Linked DNA regions of Mus musculus: region 2 is linked to region 1. Evidence: chromatin loops called from intact Hi-C (ENCODE). Cell type or tissue: heart. All regions are shown on one strand. Region 1 holds the start of Aplf (aprataxin and PNKP like factor). Region 2 holds the start of Rab43 (RAB43, member RAS oncogene family).

Region 1 (5,000 bases):
AGAAGAAAATGCTTCCAGTGAAAGCAACCTACAAAGCAATGAAACTGAATAAAATCTACAGTTTACAAACACTCAATTCTACAGAGAGCCGCAGAAATGTGTTGGTATAATCCTGTAACACTGAGTGAATCCATTCACTATCCCATCTGATGCATGAAACCAAGCACTGCCTAGTTAGACACTCCCTTGTTTGGGGGAGGGGCACACTGCACACACCCTCCCCTACACTCTTCCCTATTCTCTTGAGACAGGGACTCTCACTGAACCTAAGCTCACCATTGTTAGCTCGGCGGGCTGGCCAGCAAGCTGCAGATACACGGAGTGTCTCAGCTCCCCTCACCACTGTGGTTACAGACACACATGCCTTCTCACATGTGTGCCACGGATCAGAGCTCGCTTACGCAGGACGTATACTTACCCACATTACAGGTATCCTTATGGAAATTGTGAACAAAATTACAATTTACACAGAGGCAATCATCTTCCATAAATCTAACCATTCAGATTCAGCTCTGTCCTATGAGAAATAAGTTACTATTTAGGCGCTTAGCTTGCGGGTATCAGGAGAATGGGTTCTGACATAAATTCCCTATCTCCAAGCCTTAGGTTTCTCCAGTCAGTTGCTAGAAGGACAAGAGGCAAAGGGATAAAATAAGTCTATATACTCACTGGCTTGATTCGAAGCTGACTATCAACCACTTCAAGAATGGCATGTCTTCTGGATACTCTTTTGTCTGTTATCTACAAAGGAAAAAAATGTCAAGTATAGCCACCTCCTGAAAAATAAGCAAACCCTTAGCCACGCATATGAAATTAGTAGGCTAGACATTAAATGTATTATTAACTCAAAAACTGCATATCAAATAACTGCCCTCATTTAACAGATAACGAAATGATGAAGAAAGGAGACCTACCAAAGTCATGAAAGAGTAAATGAATACTATAAAAGCCTGCAGTCTATCCAGCCCCAAACCCTCCAGTTCCCATACATGAAACACACCTACACACCTACACAAGAGTCCTACTAATCAATCTACCAAACAAGAAAAGTATATCCAATATGTACTGGAAACAATATGTAATAGGAAACATTTCAAATATAAAAATTCAGCTTGTCTTAAATTAAGTGGTAACTCTGAAGGGTGTGACCATACCACACAGCGAGACGCAGATAAGCAAACTGCTTATGAGGACCACATGAGGCAGTTAAAAAAAATAAACGGGGGGGAGGGGAATAGCCCAAACCAAACTCTGACATTGAAGAAGAGATCAGCATCTATGTCTTCAATATAATCACTTCCTGTTTTGAGTTAATAATGGTCAACTTACACTCACAATCATTTACCCACATCAACACTCCAAACTGCTTATATTTTAAATGCTGAACACTACTGCCCTTCCTACCTCATAGTAAACATAATAGTTGAGATTAACTTGTTTAGCCCGGTCTGACACATAAGAGAAACCTCTAAAGCAACAACTCTACCTGCCTTACGATTGGCTCATTTACCATCGAGTACTCGAAACTAAGCATGACATACAGCAGAACCAACGTTCTCTCTCAAAACATACTATAGAAATGTCTAAAGTCAAGCCCAGTAAGGCTGCAAGAACATGGAGACTGCCACAAACAGGTACTTATTTTTCAAAATCCACACTTAATAATCTGAAACACACAGCTTCACCACAGTGTGAGGACCACAAAAAGTCATTCTTCACAAAAAAGAGTTAATTTGAAAAGTTAATTTCTAGAAAAAAAGTCTTCAAAACTTCATTTAAAATATAGCTACTTCAAAGAAGTAAATATCCTAACTTTTTAAAAAAAAAAAAAAAAAAGGGCTGGTGAGATGGCTCAATGGGTAAGAGCACCCGACTGCTCTTCCGAAGGTCCAGAGTTCAAATCCCAGCAACCACATGGTGGCTCACAACCATCTGTAACAAGATCTGACGCCCTCTTCTGGAGTGTCTGAAGACAGCTACAGTTGTACTTACATATAATAAATAAATAAAACTTTAAAAAAAAAAAAAAAAACAGCTGAGAGACTCCTTCATGTTCTGTGATGTGTGCCTGACTGGGCCACAGTCAGCAGCAGTTACTAAGAACTGCCTTTATCATGTGCATCACCACATGCTGAGCTACATACTGAGACTCGCCAAATGCTACTGTGGCTACTGTTCATTCTACATATATGGGTCCTGAAAGCCCAGCGGATGTAGGTAACTTGGGTGGTCCCTCTCAGAATACCCAGTGTTCAAGATCCTTGCTCTAACTAATAAGCACAGGTGGTTTATGTGAGAAAACAGTCACATGACTAGACCCATGTAATTCAGAAGCAATCAAAGACATGCAAATCATGGCAGCTCAGAGTAAGCCGGTCCTATTCACATTTTGAGCATCAAGGCCTCATTGGTACCTCACTAACCATCAGAGGAATGCCAGGATAAAGTCATGAGATAGCAAGATGGTTCCTCTAATGGTCCTTCTTAGGCTTCTTTCCTTTTATACACTAACTATAAGCAATAATAGATCTTTTATATCTATCTTTTAAGTGTGCCTAACACTAGGAGGAAAGGGGTATTATGAATAATACAAAAGCATAGTGCGACCTCTGGTGGACACATCGTTTATTTCATTACTAACATCGGGTCTTGACTACCACCACCCTACACTCCCCCCAAAAAACGTGGTTTTGTTAGGAACATACATGCTTGTAACCCCAGCTCTTGGAAGTGAGGCAGGAAAACTGCAAGTTCAAGGGGTGCTCAGGCTATGTTGTGAGACCCTCTCTTTAAAGGCAACTATATTTAAGATAACCTAAATTCTAACATATCAACACACCCTCCAAGAATCAACAGCTAGAGCAAAACATATCAAAATCTAAAGCACAACCCGGAAACGGAAACTACAAAACTACCATGCTCATAAAAACATAAACACCAATCCAACAATCTATGTTGGAGCACAAAACTCTTATGATAATGGGGAAAAACAAAGAGAAAAGAAACCAAGAAACAGGGCAGTAAGAACACAGAAAATACCACTCAGGTGGAAAATAATGGCAGAGATTTTTAAAAACAATTTTTTGTGAATTTTTAAAATTTTATTTTTTACTATATATGTATACCTGTATGTTAGGATATGCATGTGTGTACATTGCCCAGAGAGGCAGAATTACAAGCATTTGTGAATTGCCTGACATAAGTGCTGGGAAGCCAGTCCTCTGTAATAAATTCCAGGCTCTTAATGGCTAGCCCATCTCTCCCTTGTGATATTTCAACTCGACCGCCAGGTTCTCTAGAGTGGCCTTTGTAAATGATAGGTCTTGTGGCAATGCTAAATGGTTTAATACCACCAAATATAATTTCATAGTGCAAACTGCAAACGGTTTGGTTCCTACTCCTCCCAAAGAGGGTAAAGAATATATAGCATAGTGGCCATTTGTACATGTATCACCTTTAAATGACCAGTTTATACTCCAACTTTCTCATTTGAACAAGGCTAATAAAAAGCACCTAACTCAAAAAGTTTTGGAAGTAGTAAATTAAAGTCATCTCTTTAGAACAATGACTGGTTCACTACCCAGACAACTTAAAGACAGCTACTGATACTACCAAAAGGGATACTGCTATTATTGGTAAGGCCCACCAGCCCAGCAGAGAAGGCAAGGAGATAAAAGAAGTTAGCTTAAGGGAGGTGATTAACCTTCCCTGTTATGGCTCATACAGTACCGTAAATATTGTAAGCTTTGTAGGTCAACATGCAACACATTAACCTTTAGAGTACTATACGTCTTTAAATACTAGCAGCGGTTTTGTTTAGTTGGTCTGTTTACATTTTACATCTTACAACCCGAACTTAGCTCAACTTGGATTTGGCCCTCGTTTGCCAGCTGGATAGGCTAATGATGTTAACTCGGTCCATACTCGAACCATACAGGCACCAAAAAGAAATGTCTGGGACTTGACTAACGTTGTTTGAAAACCTACTGCCCCAAACCTATAAAATCTTGACAAGCAGAGCCAAGACGCGGAGTTCCCAAGCTCAGGAGACAAGAGACAGCCTCGGCTGAGCAAGCTCTGGCTGCCCACGCCCACACTACCTCCCACACTTACTCCCAGCAGCGGCCCGCGGCCTATCACAGTCTGCCCCGGCCCCACGGGCACGCGGGGACCGCCGTCCAGAGGCTGCAGAAAGAAGTCCGAAGGCATGGCGGTAAGAGAAGGTTCCTTCGCCAGGAGATACCTCGTAGCCACCTCCCTCAGGCACGCTGGGCATGGCCCGAAGGGGTGTGAAACCCGAGGCTCCTTTCCTGGTGAGTGTGCTTCTTCCCTTTCCGGAATCCCCACTCCTTGAGAGCCTGTGATTCGTGCAGGGAATACCTGTCAACAGACCGCCAAACTACAGCTTAAAAACTGGAACGCACACCCACAATCTTCCAGCACTTCCTCTCACAGGACTCATGGAACGCTGGGTCTTGTAGTTCCTGACACCTCCCTTCGGCTCCTTTCCGGAGTACAGACTGCATGGAAAAACTACCAATCCCAGAAGGCAATACGCGCATCTCTGCGCCTAGGTTGATTCGTGCTTGGGCAGGGGTGGGGCTAGAGTAGTGCTGACGTCAAGGCCTTAGGAGAGGGTTGGCCTGAGTTTTTAAATGAACCACAGTGCTGGCCCGTGGCCCTGTGACTTCAACAGGGGGATGTTCTTTTCCCAATGGAGTATGATGTGTGTATCTGCTTCTTCCCCTTCTCTTCCATAAGGAGACAGCTTCGGCTAGAATAAGGCCTCCGTGGCAGGACTGTCTTCCCTACTCCAAGAAGTATGTCTGGACTTAGATTTTTAGGGTTCAGCCTCAAGAGGGTCATTAACTTTCCTGTGCAGGCGCCCCATACTCATTTGGGGATGGATCTGCAGCCAGTGGAGCTTCTATTTTCAAAGGCCTGGCTCAGACACTTGGCCCACGGGGCCGGAGAATCTTCCTTCTCTATAAAAGAGGCAT
Region 2 (5,000 bases), 140 kb after region 1:
TCTCCAACAGGAAGAAACAAATAATCCAGGTCATTTCAAGTCCAGGTAAGTCCTATAAACACATAGACAATAGGGAAAAAAGACCTGGGAGGTCAGGGGAGGACTCTGGGAAAGCAGTATTCACGCTAGAACCCGAATAATAAAATAGCCACACAAGGATCTAAGGGACACAGGGATCTATGACAAGAGGAAATAGATGCAAAGGCCATCCAATCCTGGACTATTTAAAGAAGGGAGCTATACAGGTTAGAAAATAGGGCTGAGGAGGTATACAGGCCCATCTCTTCAAGTAGAATATAGCACAGTAGTTGTAATGGGAAGTAACTATAGAAAAAAAGAACTTGACTAAATTTGTTATTCTCAGCTTTCCACTATAGCAGAACTCTCTATACAAACAAGTAAGATTGAAACACAGAAGTGAGTAAGATAGTTTTTCCCTGACAACTGAAACCCAGAAGTACATAAGATAGTTCTGCTCTTGACAACTGGAACACAGAACCGAGTAATTATGATGGTTTTGCTCTGACCGATGGGGAAGCAGAGCCTCTACCTTCTTTGCCTTCCCAACTCCTGGGAACTTCCAACCTCAGCAGAGCTAGAACAGCAGCTGGCCTGTCTTTAAGGTTCCTCAGACCCTTCCAAAGCCCAGATCAGGTGGGAGACAGGGTTCCTTGTGGAGCTTATGCAAAGAGCCCGAAGTTCAACCCTCAACACCACAAAAAGAATAATTACCAGTAACAATGGCCTCCAGCCTGTAGAACACACCATTAAACAGCTGACTCACAACCGCTTATAGAAAGGACAAGCAACAGAGCTTTGAGGTATCACCACACAGATGCAGCTCTGCTGCTCCCAGGCCCTCGAGGCTGCCTCCTGGGAGGAAAAGCTGCAGTGACCATCAGGAAGGGAACTAACTAGCTGCACCATAGTGTATTGCATAACCTAAGCTCAAGTGCACAGTCCATCCAGGGCTGCACTAGGTGACAGGTTATCTTCACAGGTAAACAGGAATACTGCCCCGTCCCTGGCCAGTCAGCACAGGGATCCAGCACAGGGATGCTGGGCACAGGCCAACAGCTTTTCAAAGGGGACTCATCGTCTTTATGTTTCTGTTTTCATACTGCGCTTTGAATGCTGACTACTGGCATTATCGGAAGGCACCAACTTGACCACAGACATACTCCACCCATGGCAGCCCTTCCCTGGCCACCTGCTCCAAAGGAATGGTCCAGAACAGCTAAACCTGCCTGCCTGCTCTTGGCCCTTTTCCACCTCAAGGAAACCAAAATACACTGAAACCCAAAAGACACCCAAAAGACCGTTTAAAACGTTGCAAGCAAATCTCTAGAGGCACAGTGGTCATAAAAACAATGATTGTTGACTTGCTTTTTTTTTTTTTTTCTACACTATGGGACAGGAGAGAGGCAACACCCAGAAATTATCCCAACTTTATAGAAACAAAGAACAAAGTATTCCAGCCAAGGGCAACAGAGAACAGGCCTACAGCCACCCAAATGAGCAGCGAGCCACACCAGCAACAGGGTCAAAAGACTCCCATCCTCGGGCTTCACGTCTGAAAACACAAGACTGCCCCCACCCAGTTCTCTTTAAAGCTGTCTTGAAGATCCTTGTGAACCAGAAACCGTGAAAAACGGCAAAGGATTTCTGCAGGGTGGAAATCAGGAAAGTTACTAAGAGCCTCTGTGCACAAGAACAGCGCTGTGTCCTGTCCAGGATGCTACCTTTTTTTTTTTTTTAGGGAGGACAGACACCTAGGTTAAGAAACTTGATTTCATTCATCACAAATATTATTTATCAAATCATTGCCAGGACATTGTGACAACCACATCCTGCTGTTTCTGCTGGGGTCATTGCCAAAGTTTGCTTCTCTCCCCCACCTTCCGGTATCTGTGATGAAGTTTTCGGTTTCTATCAACCCTTAGTCGGGGAGGCCCCCCACCCCCACCCCAACTCCGCGCTGGCCCTGGTGGAGTGGAGTTCCACCACCGGGTCCATAAAAGAGACCGCGGGGAGGCGTGGCCAGGGAGGAAATTCTGACAAAAACTTTTGGACCTCCGGTCCTAGCAGCCACTACTTCCTGGTCCCTCCCGGTCACGGGGATGTCGTTATTTGGCTGAGTGCTCCCCAGAGGGCCGCGCAGGGAAGGGTCTGTCCCGGCATGCGTGGCGCTCACGGAACGGCCCGCAGGTTGCCTTCCACCGCAAGTTGTTTCGAAGGAGTCCCCAGGCTGAGAGACGGGGGGGCGGGAGTGGGGTGCAGGCTTCCTCCTCCACGCTCTGGCCGCCCACTGTCACCACTCCCAGAGCCCAAGGTGGTGCTTTCGGACCTGAACCCAGCACGGACATCAAGGCCCAAGCCCGTTCTGAAAGAAGGGGAAGCCGAAGGACTGGCCGCGAACCGCCCGCCGGGAGCAAAGCAGCGGGCCGCGCCGCCTCCCACCTTGACCCGCTTGCCCTGGATCTCCAGCGTCTTCATGGTGAAGTCGACACCGATGGTGCTGCCCTGACGCGCCGAGAAGGCGCCGGTCTTGAAGCGCTGCACCACGCACGTCTTGCCCACGCTCGCGTCGCCCACTAACACCAGCTTGAACAGGAAATCGTAGTGTTCGTCCTGATCTCCCGGGCCAGGGCCCGCCATGGCTCCGCGGGAGTCCTGGGACGCAAGGGCCCGGCTTGGGCTAAGGACAGCCGCGGGCCGAGGTCCGTGTGCCCTAGCCGGCCCGCCGCCGGGCTACGTGGAGCGGCGGCGGCACCTGAACGAGCTGCACGGCGGACCGATCGACCGTCCCGCTCCGCCCCGCCCCGCTCCGCTCCGGAGCCCCGAGGACTCGGCTCCGCCCGGGAGCGCACCGCCCGGCCCTCCGCAGCTCTCTGCCAGCCGTCGGTGCCGTGCCGGCCCACGGCTACCTCAGGCCCGCTCGTGCGCCGCCTTCAGGGCGGGGCGAGCCTCCCTGATCCCCAGCACCGCCCATCTCCCGCCACTCCGCCTCTGGGTCCCGCCCCCAGGACCGCCCAGTCTCCCCCTCCCATAACCAACACCTCCTAGCCTGTCAGTACAGTCCCGACCCCCCAGCACTCCCTCTAAGCTTCTCACCTCCCCGATCCTTCTCCGAGCACCGCCCGCACCCCACCACGGCCAAAGCCTCCGACCCTTCTCTCAACACCACCCCAATCCCGCCCTCAGCACCGTTCTTTCTCACTTCTCAGCACTTCACTAACCCGGACTTAAGCCCGGTGCGGATTCGCTGTCAACAACGCCTTGATCCTCTATTTGGTCCTGACCCCGCCCTTAACATCTCTTACCCCGCCCTAATCCTCCGGAGCCTCTTGGCTTGGACCTCGCCTTAGGCACTGCATCCAAGACGGAAATCCACCCGCACCTTTTCGTAGCCCTGGAGCTAACTCCTCCCTAACGCCTCTCAACTCAGCTCTCCGCGCCTCTTCAACTCCGCTTCGGTCCGCTGCGCCCCCATAGCAGGCTTTGGCCCCTATTAGGTCAACAACTCGTTATAATCGCCAGTTCATCATTCCCTAACCTCATGCCCTTCTCAGCCGGGCCCCACGTCCACCCCTCACTGACATGCCTCCGTCCCTCGCCTGGCCTGCACCCAGTGGGGAACAGGCAAGAGTCGTTTCGGGGCAGGGGACAGCTATGGCTGACAATGAAGGGCTGATGAGGCAGAACACAACTCAATGTTCCCTCTTCGGAGAATGGAAAGTTCTGGTGACACACAGTAAAGGCAGCTTCCCTTAGGTGAAAAAGGAAGACAGAGGAAATGAAAATCCTTGAGGGCAGAATGGCCTAGAGTTCCATTTGGAAGAATTGATAGAGCAGACAGGAGTCCAGTCAAACCTGGGGTGGCTGGGAACAGGAGTCCTGGTCCCAGCCAAACACCTCCTGCACAAGGGAAACCTGTGAGTCAGCCAGCTCAGAAGTTTGGCCTGAGAAACCTGAAGTCACAGAAATGGGACCCAGATGTCTGTAAACAGTTTGAACTAGATCAAATAGGCCCCATCCCTAAAAATGAGAGAAAGCTGAGAATACTCTAGCTTCTTTGGACAGCCCCCTTAGGCCCTGCATGGCTATTTGATTCGATAGTTTTTTAATAATGGCTGTTGCAAGCCAAACATTGTTCTAGGGCCTTGAGATCCATCCATGAACGAAAGGCAAAATCCAAGACAAAATCCAAAACTTCCCCAGTAAGGAAGGGAAGAGGAAACTTAAGGAAAGCAGAGAAAGCAAGCCCCCAGGCACCATCTCCACAGGCCCTGTGAGCAGCCTCACTGGCCAAGTAGATGAAAGGCAAAGGCTGAACCTTGGAGAAAACAGAAGAGTTTGTTCTGAAACAGTTGGAACTCCATGGCTGTGAGAAATGCCCAGCAGTTGCAGCCAGGACCCCCTAAAGTGCTGTGCAAAGGAATTCCAAGAGCCATGCTTTGCACACTCATGGTAGTGGAGAACTGCAGCCTCAAGAAACTGCCTCCATCCCAAGACGTGCACTGAACCATAGTGGTTTCCTTCCTGAAGTTGGCTGTGGGGTGGGAAATACCCCTCAGACAGGCCTAGCTCACACCAAGGGAAAGGGGAGTGCAAAGGCTGAGAGACTCGGGAAAGCAGAAGGGTAGTTAGTCATGGCTCGCTGGCCTCTGCTCTGCCCTGGGCTGGAATTGGTGCAGGAAAGAAGGTATTTTGGTCTAGATGTGGGTTCTGTCAGCAAAAGCCAATCCACCACTAAGACATTTTAAAAATTAGACTGTGTAACCAGGTGTAGTAGTGTGAACCTGTAATCCCAGCAATTGGGACACTGAGGCAGGAGGGTTGCCTTGAGTTCAAGGACAGCTTGGTCTATACAGTAGCAGGCTGGTCAGGGATGTACAGAAGACATTGTCTCAGAAAACGAAAAACATTGTACCCATGGTGAGGGCTGCATAACTCAGCAAATGTACTAAAGCCATTAAAATGAGAGCTGAGGAGATGGC

What was found. Peaks named below come from ENCODE experiments on the same cell type or tissue, not always from the same donor. Only the 100,000 strongest peaks of a DNase experiment are listed, where the experiment ranks them.
Region 2: it touches region 1 in a loop (2.3-fold over the local background); 1 of 42 quality-filtered maps calls a loop at or near these places.

The regions. Positions count from the first base shown.
Region 1 is chr6:87,667,747-87,672,746 of GRCm38, forward strand. Aplf (aprataxin and PNKP like factor) reads right to left here and starts at 4,415. Exons shown (of 10, transcript NM_001372332.1): 1 at 4,114-4,415; 2 at 670-741. The coding sequence starts at 4,209. It also overlaps E230015B07Rik. In heart, a CTCF peak has its summit at 2,612 (motif pointing left); a DNase peak (open chromatin) is centred at 4,535; H3K4me3 peaks cover 1,823 bases; H3K27ac peaks cover 1,063 bases.
Region 2 is chr6:87,808,887-87,813,886 of GRCm38, forward strand. Rab43 (RAB43, member RAS oncogene family) reads right to left here and starts at 2,893. Exons shown (of 3, transcript NM_001039394.1): 1 at 2,461-2,893. The coding sequence starts at 2,658. In heart, a CTCF peak has its summit at 2,956; DNase peaks (open chromatin) are centred at 1,035, 1,585, 2,035 and 2,995; H3K4me3 peaks cover 2,653 bases; H3K27ac peaks cover 1,913 bases.